2 separate regions of the Homo sapiens genome follow, and region 2 is linked to region 1. Evidence: chromatin contacts called from ENCODE Hi-C data. All regions are on one chromosome and are shown on one strand. Each heading gives the region's core, a stretch centred on a gene start or an enhancer-like site at or near the end of the contact. The rest is flanking DNA. Distances are from core to core; before and after follow the strand shown.

Region 1 (4,360 bases), core at 682-3,181:
TCATGTGCAGTCAACAGCCCAGTTGAGTCCAGCATGAGAGCTGGCATCCAGTGCCAGCCACCTGGGTGAGCCATCCCAGGCACCCACTCAAGCTGAACCTTTCGGATACCTGCAGCCCTAGCCGACATCTGACTAATCATCTGAAAGCCCCCAGGTGGGAATTGCCCCACGGCGACTAGTCAATGCGTAGAACCTTGGGAGATTGTAATAAATGAGTATATAATACATTGTTTTAAATCACTAAGTTTTGGGGTGGTGTGTTACTCGACAATAAATACTAGAACAGAAATAGACTACCCCCAAAACGTATGCCTTAAAACAACATGTATTATTTCTCATGAGTCTAGTTGCTCATGCATCTCGGGTCCGCTGGCAGGTTGGCTGGAGGATGGCTGGCCTGGGGTGGCCTCTGCTGGGACAACTCGGCTCTGCTCTGTGTGATATTTCATTTCTCATAGGCTAGCCCCAGCTTGTTCTCATGGCAGCAGCAGGGGTTTAAGAGAGAGACAGTAGAAGACACAGGCTTCTTAAGACCTAAGCGTGGAGCTGGCACATTGTCACTTTCAATAAACACTGTTCAAAGCAAATTTCAAGGCCGGCCCATATTCAAAGGGTGGGGAAATGGATTCTGTCTCTTGATGGGAGGAGCTACACGGTCACATTGCAGAGGGTGTGGATTGAGGATGCAGAGGGTGTGGACTGGAAGGGATAGACGATTGTGGCTGTTTTTGCAATCAGTCTATCACAATAACTAATAAGGATATAAGAAGTTTGCTAGGAGCCGCGTATAGTGGCATGCCTCTGTCATCCCAGCTACTTGGGAGGCTGAGGCAGGAGGATTGCTTGAGCCTAGGAGTTTGAGGCTGCAGTGAGCCATGATCATGCCACTGCACTCCAGCCTAAGTGACAGGAGGATGCTGTCTTTAAAAAAAAAAAAAAAGAAGAAGAGGAGGAAGAAGTTAGCTGGGGAGTGTAAATTACAAGTTCCTCCTCTGTTTTCACTGACATCATTAGTTAGGCCTCCATTGCTCAGCATTACCTTTCACTGTTTTAGCTTTCCAGCCTCTATGGAGAAAGGAAAGACAGAAAGAAACCGTGAGGAGCTGTGTTTGGGTGGCCAGCCAAACTTGCCAAGTGCTCCAGTCCTGTGGCTTTCAACAGAGCTGGGCGACGCCCTGGTGCACTGTGGCAGTTTCTCAGGGCTACCACAAGGGAAATGGTTGAGTGTAAGTGTGAGAAACCCTGAGTCCCCACCTTAACCAGGGCAGTACTCTTCTTTCCTTGTGATTTCCTTTGGAGAAAGGTTATGCATCTTTAAAAAATAAAAATATTTCAAATCCAGTGAACTAGTCTAACCTCTCAATCTTACAGAAAAGGAACCAGTCTTAGTGAAATGGAGTGTTCTATTCTACATTACTCTGCCACTGAGTGTCTTGGCCGGTGTCAGACTCCAGGCTGCTGACGTGCCATCCTACCTGAGCTCATTCTTCTGCCTGACTCACCCCTCCCCTCACTGGGTTCAAGAGACAGCAGATTGCTGAAGCCCAGAGAACAGAAGAGAACTGAGGAACATCAGAAGGGATGTCCCTGACCTGTCACTGCTCCAATTCTCTACTTTCCCACCATGGTCCATAGTCCTTGAATCCTGAGCCTCAGCCACCACCCTTCCGCACATACACACCCTTACGTGATGATCCTGACAAGGCTTGGCCCCCAGAACCACAGACAATTCCAGGCATCATATTGGCAGGCAGGCTGAGCTGGCTGGTCAACCCCAGGGTGGAGCAGGGCACACTTGGGGGAGCTGATCCTGCAAGGGCAGATGGAGCTCCATCTGGGAGAAAAGCTCATTTCCCAAGAGAAAGCTTGGTCTTGTTTGGAGCCTGTGATCTCCTTGTTCTCCTCCCAGTTTGTTAATTCCATTTCTTCCCAAGTTCATTTTTTTAGGACATGGGCTATTTATAGCTCCCCCTAAGTCCTTTCCAGTCTGTTTCCTGTTCAAGTATACTGCATTAGTCACCAGAAAGTGTCTCAAGCAATCTCTGTGTCCCTGCCTGATCCCGGCCACAGGGAACACGGGGATGCTGGTCAGACTCAGGGTGGATCCCCTTGGAGAGATGGGAAGCAGGAGGCAGGAGGCTGGCTAAGGGGGCTCATGGGGGCAGAGGGAGCATCTCTTATTCCCCATCCTTTGTGGTATCAAGCCCTGAGTCCTTCCTGGAGTTTATCTAGTCCTTGGAGACACGGAAACTGCAGGGGCACCTCCATTTGGCTGCATATTTTTGCCATTACTTGATGACCTATTTGCATGCAGCTCCTTGCAGAGAATTTCCTCTCAAGCCATATAGGGTGATTTCATTGCACCACATGAAGCTTTTATTTGCAGTCAGTGATCAAGGCTCCTTCCTGACTTCCTCCTGCCAGTCCCACATCCCTCCTGTCCACTGTGACCTGCCTAGGCTGCTCTGAGCTCCCTGCAAGCTTGGTTCTCTCCAAGTGTGGTTGCTCCAGGAAATTACCAGCTTTATCTGAGGAGAAGGTGCTGGAGATCCAAGCTGAGTTTTTGTATCAGCAGGATGCCAACATTGCCCAGCAGCCCTGGCCACCTTGCGGGCTTTTATCAGCCTCCACAAATCCCTAGCAAAGGAGTTGAGTGCAGGGTTTCTGACCCTGAGCTTGCTGACACTGAAGGGTCAAAGGAAAGAAATGCGGAGGGAAGTCCGAGGTTTTGTTTGCACAGCTAGTCATCAGGCAGCCTACATCTCAGAGACCAACATTTTCCCAAACTGTAGTCTCAGTACTCCCCAGCCCCAAACAAAGGGACTTAATGTCCCTTGAACAAAGCTTCCGAGGGCCTCAGAGATAACTTGCTCTAGGTTCTTCTTAAGGGGCAATGACCTCTGTAGTCCCAACCTCAGTGTTGCCCAACTCAAAGCAGCAAGGGACCAACTGATACCCACTGGTCACTGAGCACCTGCTTTATGCCAGGCTGCCTGCTGAGTGCTTCAGAAACAAGCCCTCTGAACCCTCCGAAAGAGTCTTGATGAGAAGGTGCTTGAGCTAAACGCAATCTTCCTGTCTCACTCAGAGAGGTGGCATACACACCAGCACCCTGAGCGGAGGAGGTGGAGGAAATCGGGCATACAACATGGATGCCAGGTTCCAGCCCAGGCCCAGGCATCCCAGGGCCACTCCTGAGCTGTGATGCACACCAACAATCTGGCACAACTATTTTTATTTCCACTTGGTTTCCATCCGAGGAAATCATGAGACTGTCTCCCCACATAGCACACTCAATTACATCCTTGGGAGCACAAGAGCCCAGAAGATGCAATCAGGGATGGCTGAGTCAGGCGCAGTCAAGGATGAGTTTGCTTCTGAGAGTGGAGGTCTCCGGACTGATCCCCAGGGTATGGGGGATCCAGGAGAAGGGTGGGGACATGAGCACCAAGCAGGGACTTCTCTTCTGGGACCACAGTGGTAAATTTGGAAGTGAAAAGAAAGTGGAGGGTGACACTGTCATCCAACCTCCTCTTAAAACAAGGCTGTCTCCCACTTCTACTTTTTAGATTATGAAAATGAATGCACATGCAGAAAAGTGCATAGAAAATTATACATTCTAATAAATAACTATAAAGCAAACACCCATGTCCTCACTACTCATGTCAAGACATAAATCATTGGCTGGGCATGGTGGCTCACGCCTGTAATCCCAGCACCTTGGGAGGCTGAGGTGGGCGAATCACCTGAGGTCAGGAGTTCAAGACCAGCCTGGCCAACAGGGTGAAACCCCGTCTCTACTAAAAATACAAAAAAATTAGCCAGGTGTCGTGGCACATGCCTGTAATCCCCGGTACTCGGGAGGCTGAGACAGGAGAATCGCTTGAACCCAGGAGGTGGAGGTTGCAGTGAGCTGAGATTGCGCCATTGCACTCCAGCCTGGGTGACAGAGTGAGACTCCGTCTCAAAAAAAAAAAAAAAGATGTGAATCATTGCCAGCACCCCAAACCCCTTGCGTGGCCCTATCTGATCATACTCATCCCCTCTTCCCTAGAATATGTGGTGTCTCCATCCTTTCCCTTTAGTTTTACCTCCTGAGTTTGCATCCCTAAAGAAAATAGTTTCATTTTACCTACTTTGAGCTTTACATGAATAGAATCACTTTATGGAGTTTATGGGGTTTCTCCATATCTGGCTTTTTTTGCTCAATTGTGTCTAAGAGATTCATCCATGTTGTTGTGGTAGCTATATTGAATTAATTTTCATGGCTGTATAGTATTCCACTGGCTAAATATGCCATATTTATTTATCCATACTACTACTGATGAACATTTGGGTTGTTTCCAGGTTTTAAGTACTA
Region 2 (4,360 bases), core at 890-3,389, 610 kb before region 1:
TTTTTCCATCTTCCTCAGTGTCTTTTCACAGGGTTTGTCTACCCATGCTATTTTTAGACTTCTATCAGAACTTCCAATGACTCCATATAAACCTACAGTAGGGGGGAGAAGGGTCTCATTTCAGTCCCATTTTCTCAAATCCCACGCTAGCTAACACCAATTAGCGTAGAAAAAGAAGGTAAGAGTTGGTAAATGAAAATGAGTCACACTCAATTTTAATTTTTCTCAAGATTGAAAAAGCTCATAAATTCACAAGTAAAGCACAAAGCAACAGTGAGTCCCAACTTCACACAGAAACACCAACCCAACTCTGCTCTGACTTGGGTACGTACACAAAGTGGGCACTGCTCATAAAGGAGAAAAATAAATACGAGTCACAGCAGACCCAACATTGGGAGACAACTTCGTGTTTCTCCCTTACTCTTTAAAATATTTAATAAAACAGTTATAAAACTGATTCTGAAGTCAGGAAGACTGGCGTGAAACACTGCAAAAGGAAAAAAAAAAAAAGAGGACCCTGTATATAAGGAAGTAAACTGCAAGTAAAAGCAAGAGACAGGCCAGAGCTTGGCAGGCTGGCGAGTGTGTTAGTTTGTTCTCTCGTCTCTCTCCCCTCTCTCTCTTTTTTCTCTCCTTTCTCTCAAGTGAAGAACAAACAAAGAGTCGATACTTCAACTATACATATGGAATCCAGAGCTTTCTGCCTAGTGTCGGCTTGCATGTCCCCTAGTTTTAGGATTCACTGGAACACTAAAGCCCCTTGAAACATTTGCCATGTGTTTGCTGGGGCACTTCCCCGGACTCAGCCTGCCGCCTTTCCTGGCTGAGTTGTGCCGGGCCGCACAGCAGAGCAGGGTGTGCCAACGCAGCCTGACATTCAGATCAAGACCACAAATTATAAACAGTTTCAGTAAATTGACTCAAGTGCCTTTGTTCCTCAGACATACATCTTCCTACCGCTTACAAAGGCAGGCAGCAGAACCTAACCACCAACGCGGCTATAGCCAGGACTGGGAAAGGAAGTTATTGAAGCCTGGATTTCCTGCCTTTGCTTGTAGCCAAGAACTATGAGGCTTGTAGTGGTTTCAGGAACTGACTCATCTCATGATTCATGGATAAGATACTGCTTTTAATATGTTTCTGACCCTAAGATTCAGGAAAATCAAAACCAGTCTGAACCTATGCTTCACTCTTATTTGCAAATGAATATTCACAGCAAAATAAACAGGAGGACAACGGTTACCGAAACAATGAAAACATCATGCCAGTGGCAGGAAAAGTGGAATGCAGGCATCACATGGGAAGCCGTCATCAAAGCTTAATCCATGGGCTGCGACTTAACAGCGTTTCAACTTCCCAAAAGTGGATAACAGGTGGGATAAGGTTTATTTTTAGATGTCATTCCCCTAGATGTAAAAATAGATTTAGCACAGCAATATTTTAATTCAGGCCCATCTGGGGTTGTGACTCTAAATATCCAGGATGTACAGAAGCATGTAGCTTAAGATTTAACTGTTCCAGTTGCAAACCAGAGTTCAGAGTGAGCAGACCAATGATTAATGGGTAATAAAGGACTCGCATTGGAACTCATTCTCTTAAATCATCCTCTGCTAGAAGGCTGAAATTCTGTATTTCCACCCATGTGCTGACTGGCCTTCTCTGTCCTTTACTGTGCGCATGCACACACGCACACACACATGTGCACACAGCCCAGGACTTAAAAGCGAAGTTCTTTAAAAGTACTAAGCACCAGGGGCTCGCACCTCTGGCTGCTTTCCATGATGTTCCCTGTGGATTTATTCATCACAAAGAGGTCCCCACTAGAAAAAACTTTTAAAGCCTCCCTCATTCATGGATTGTTGGGTTCTCCCCACTATCCCCACACAAGACATTAAGCACAGGACCAGTAGGGGTGGTTTTCAAAAGCCTTTATGGGTTTCAACACAGCCCAGTTGCACAGAAGGAAAAGGGGGAAAAGAACACAAAAAACACAGGCTGTTCTGTGGGGTGGGGGTGGAGGAAGCAGTAAGAACAGTTGACCAGGCAAGGCCAAAGTGCAGGGGCCGGCTGGCAGGCGCTGCATGGCTGGGCTCCTCCAGCAGATTTACTGACATGACGTCAGTGGCTCCAGTCCAGCTTTTTCTTTGGTAGCTTTTACCACTTGCCTCCTGAAGCCTCCACTATGTTAGGGAGCCACAGGACCATAATGAAAATTCCCTTTGTGAAACTGAGTTTACCGCGGGGCACAGAAGCCTGCCTTGTGAATTACGGGGCTCTTCCCCCTACTCTCAGTGCCCACGGAGGAAAGCGGGGGCGGGGGGGAAATAAACCCCTACAATACTGTACTTTCCTTTAATACAGAGGAACCATTACATTAAGCTTGCGGCTTTAAAAAGAAAAAAAAGCCGGGGTGGTGGGTGAGGGGCATTAAATGTGTATCCAAAATTTCCCAGGCCAGGATGCTGGTTAACTTCTCAGTGGTGTGGAGAATGATGATAATTTCAGGACTATTCACTTGTGCCGTCATGAGACTGTGTTGGCTGCACTGTGAACGCATACAGCTTTGTTTCACCAACAAAACAAAAAAGTATTACTGAAGCTAAAACTGTAGGTCTGAATGGAAACTCTGAAGAAAGCATTAGAGCGTGTCTTTAAAATGAGCCCTGCTTTGCTGGGGGGACTGGGGGGTGGTTGGCCTAAGTGCATAGTCTATGATGCACCAACATGGGCATAAAACAATTTCCAAGAAGCAAAGACAGAAATTATAATACTAAAAATAAGTTTAATAGCAGACTTGTTAAATAAAAAACACTCATCTTAGACTTGCAGGCCTACTACTATAGGCCCGCAGCACTAAAACAATAGCTATGTTACAACTAGGGATCCAATGCATAAATCTATCTAAAACTACAAATCTTTAACTTATTTAAGCTTATAAAAATAATAGACTAGTGATAAATTCTTTAAATGACTAGGACATTAAATACATTCTATTTTAAACACTTTGGAGAAGAAGTACAAAGCTTAATTCAATCAATATTTATTGAAACAGATGAGTACAAACGTACCCAACAATACCATCGAAATACAGCTTGCAGCCTGAATGGCTCACGGTGGTAATAAGATAAGGAATCTCTCATGTCCTGGTTATGTATACAAGGAATAGAACAAACTATCAGGCAGACATGATGAAGGCAATGACTAAAGACTTCTGTGAAGCCTACATTAACATGAGCTTTGGCCTTCAGGAGGCAAGTCAAACCACAAACCATCCATGGTAATTCTTCAGTTTGGTCTTTTTCTTAAGGGAGGAAAGGACAAGATGACAAGCACAAGCATGAAAGTGGCAAATGAGAGCCAAAGAGGCCAGGCATGAGCAAGTGTGCAAGGAAAGCTTTTACCACGATTAGAGTTGACATGGCAGGCAGGATCCATTTCCAAAGGTGAGCAGATTATTCAACTGAAGGAGTGGGAGGAGAAAAAAAGCAGAGAACCTAGCACACACATCATAGCCTAGAAACTCCATTTCTCACTAAAAGGAACCCAAACTCTGCAGAAATGGTTCATTCTATCTCCCAGAATACACAAGAGGTTGGACAGCAAGGAAACTATAAAAGACTATTAATAGGGTCACATCAAAAGGCCACAGGAGCCAACTAAAGAAATTCCCACTGGCCAAAGATGAAACAATTTGAGCATCAGTAAGAGGAGGAACTGCAATGGACTGAAACGCATTCAATAATTTAAAATCAGTGATTGCCTAATGATATGCAAAACAAAAAAAAACTATCTTTCCTTTACAAACTATATGCTAGGTTAACCATATAGTTGCTAAGAGAAACCTTCTCCATAAAAAGAGGAATGGGTTGGGTGAGATGGCTCACGCCTGTAATCTCAGCAATTTGGGAAGCCGAGGTGAGCAGATCGCTTGAGCCCAGGAGTTTCAGACCAGCCTGAGTGATGAAACCCTGTCTCTACAAAAAACTAAAAAACTAGCCAGGCATGGTGGCGCACTGACAGTCCCAGCTATTTAGGAGGCTGAGGTCAGAGGATCACCTGAGCCCGGGAAGTCAAGGCTACGGCAAGCCGGGATCGCATCACTGCACTCTAGCTTGGGTGACACAGTGAGTGAGACCTGTCTCCAAAAACAGAACTAGAGTATCAGAGAACCACCAGTTTGCAAAAACTACATGAAATAATAGATACAGGCAGAGATCATCAATCAATGGCACTAACATCACAGAAAAAGTGACACTGTACATTGTGTGCCTCCTGGTAGAATACTAGCTATGAAATATTTGCATCAAAAAAGTTTTTAAAAACCCTGAATTAGATCAAATGTCAACATCTAAATTTCCCA

Evidence for each region. Hi-C counts contacts between places; a loop is a spot of excess contacts on that map. Pooled maps may share reads with other maps.
Region 2: a map of PC-9 shows a loop between it and region 1 (6-fold over the local background). The contact joins the enhancer-like site here to the promoter of LINC02989 in region 1. A Hi-C loop is called at or near these places in 2 of 168 maps with a recorded cell type or tissue (PC-9 and tibial artery) and 1 of 50 pooled maps.

Annotation. Positions count from the first base shown.
Region 1 is chr11:12,084,442-12,088,801 of GRCh38, reverse strand. It overlaps LINC02989 (long intergenic non-protein coding RNA 2989), which reads right to left and starts at 1,931. Exons shown (of 2, transcript NR_186297.1): 1 at 1,682-1,931.
Region 2 is chr11:12,690,555-12,694,914 of GRCh38, reverse strand. The region is part of intron 2 of TEAD1 (TEA domain transcription factor 1); the gene reads right to left. Among named protein-coding and RNA genes, the nearest start is that of TEAD1, 18 kb to the right of the region's middle. RefSeq lists an enhancer at 308-1,507. Within about 2 kb of position 2,139, at least 31 of the 41 ENCODE cell types and tissues checked have a DNase peak (open chromatin) inside an H3K27ac peak, as active enhancers do; they include PC-9 and tibial artery, where a contact is called at or near this core.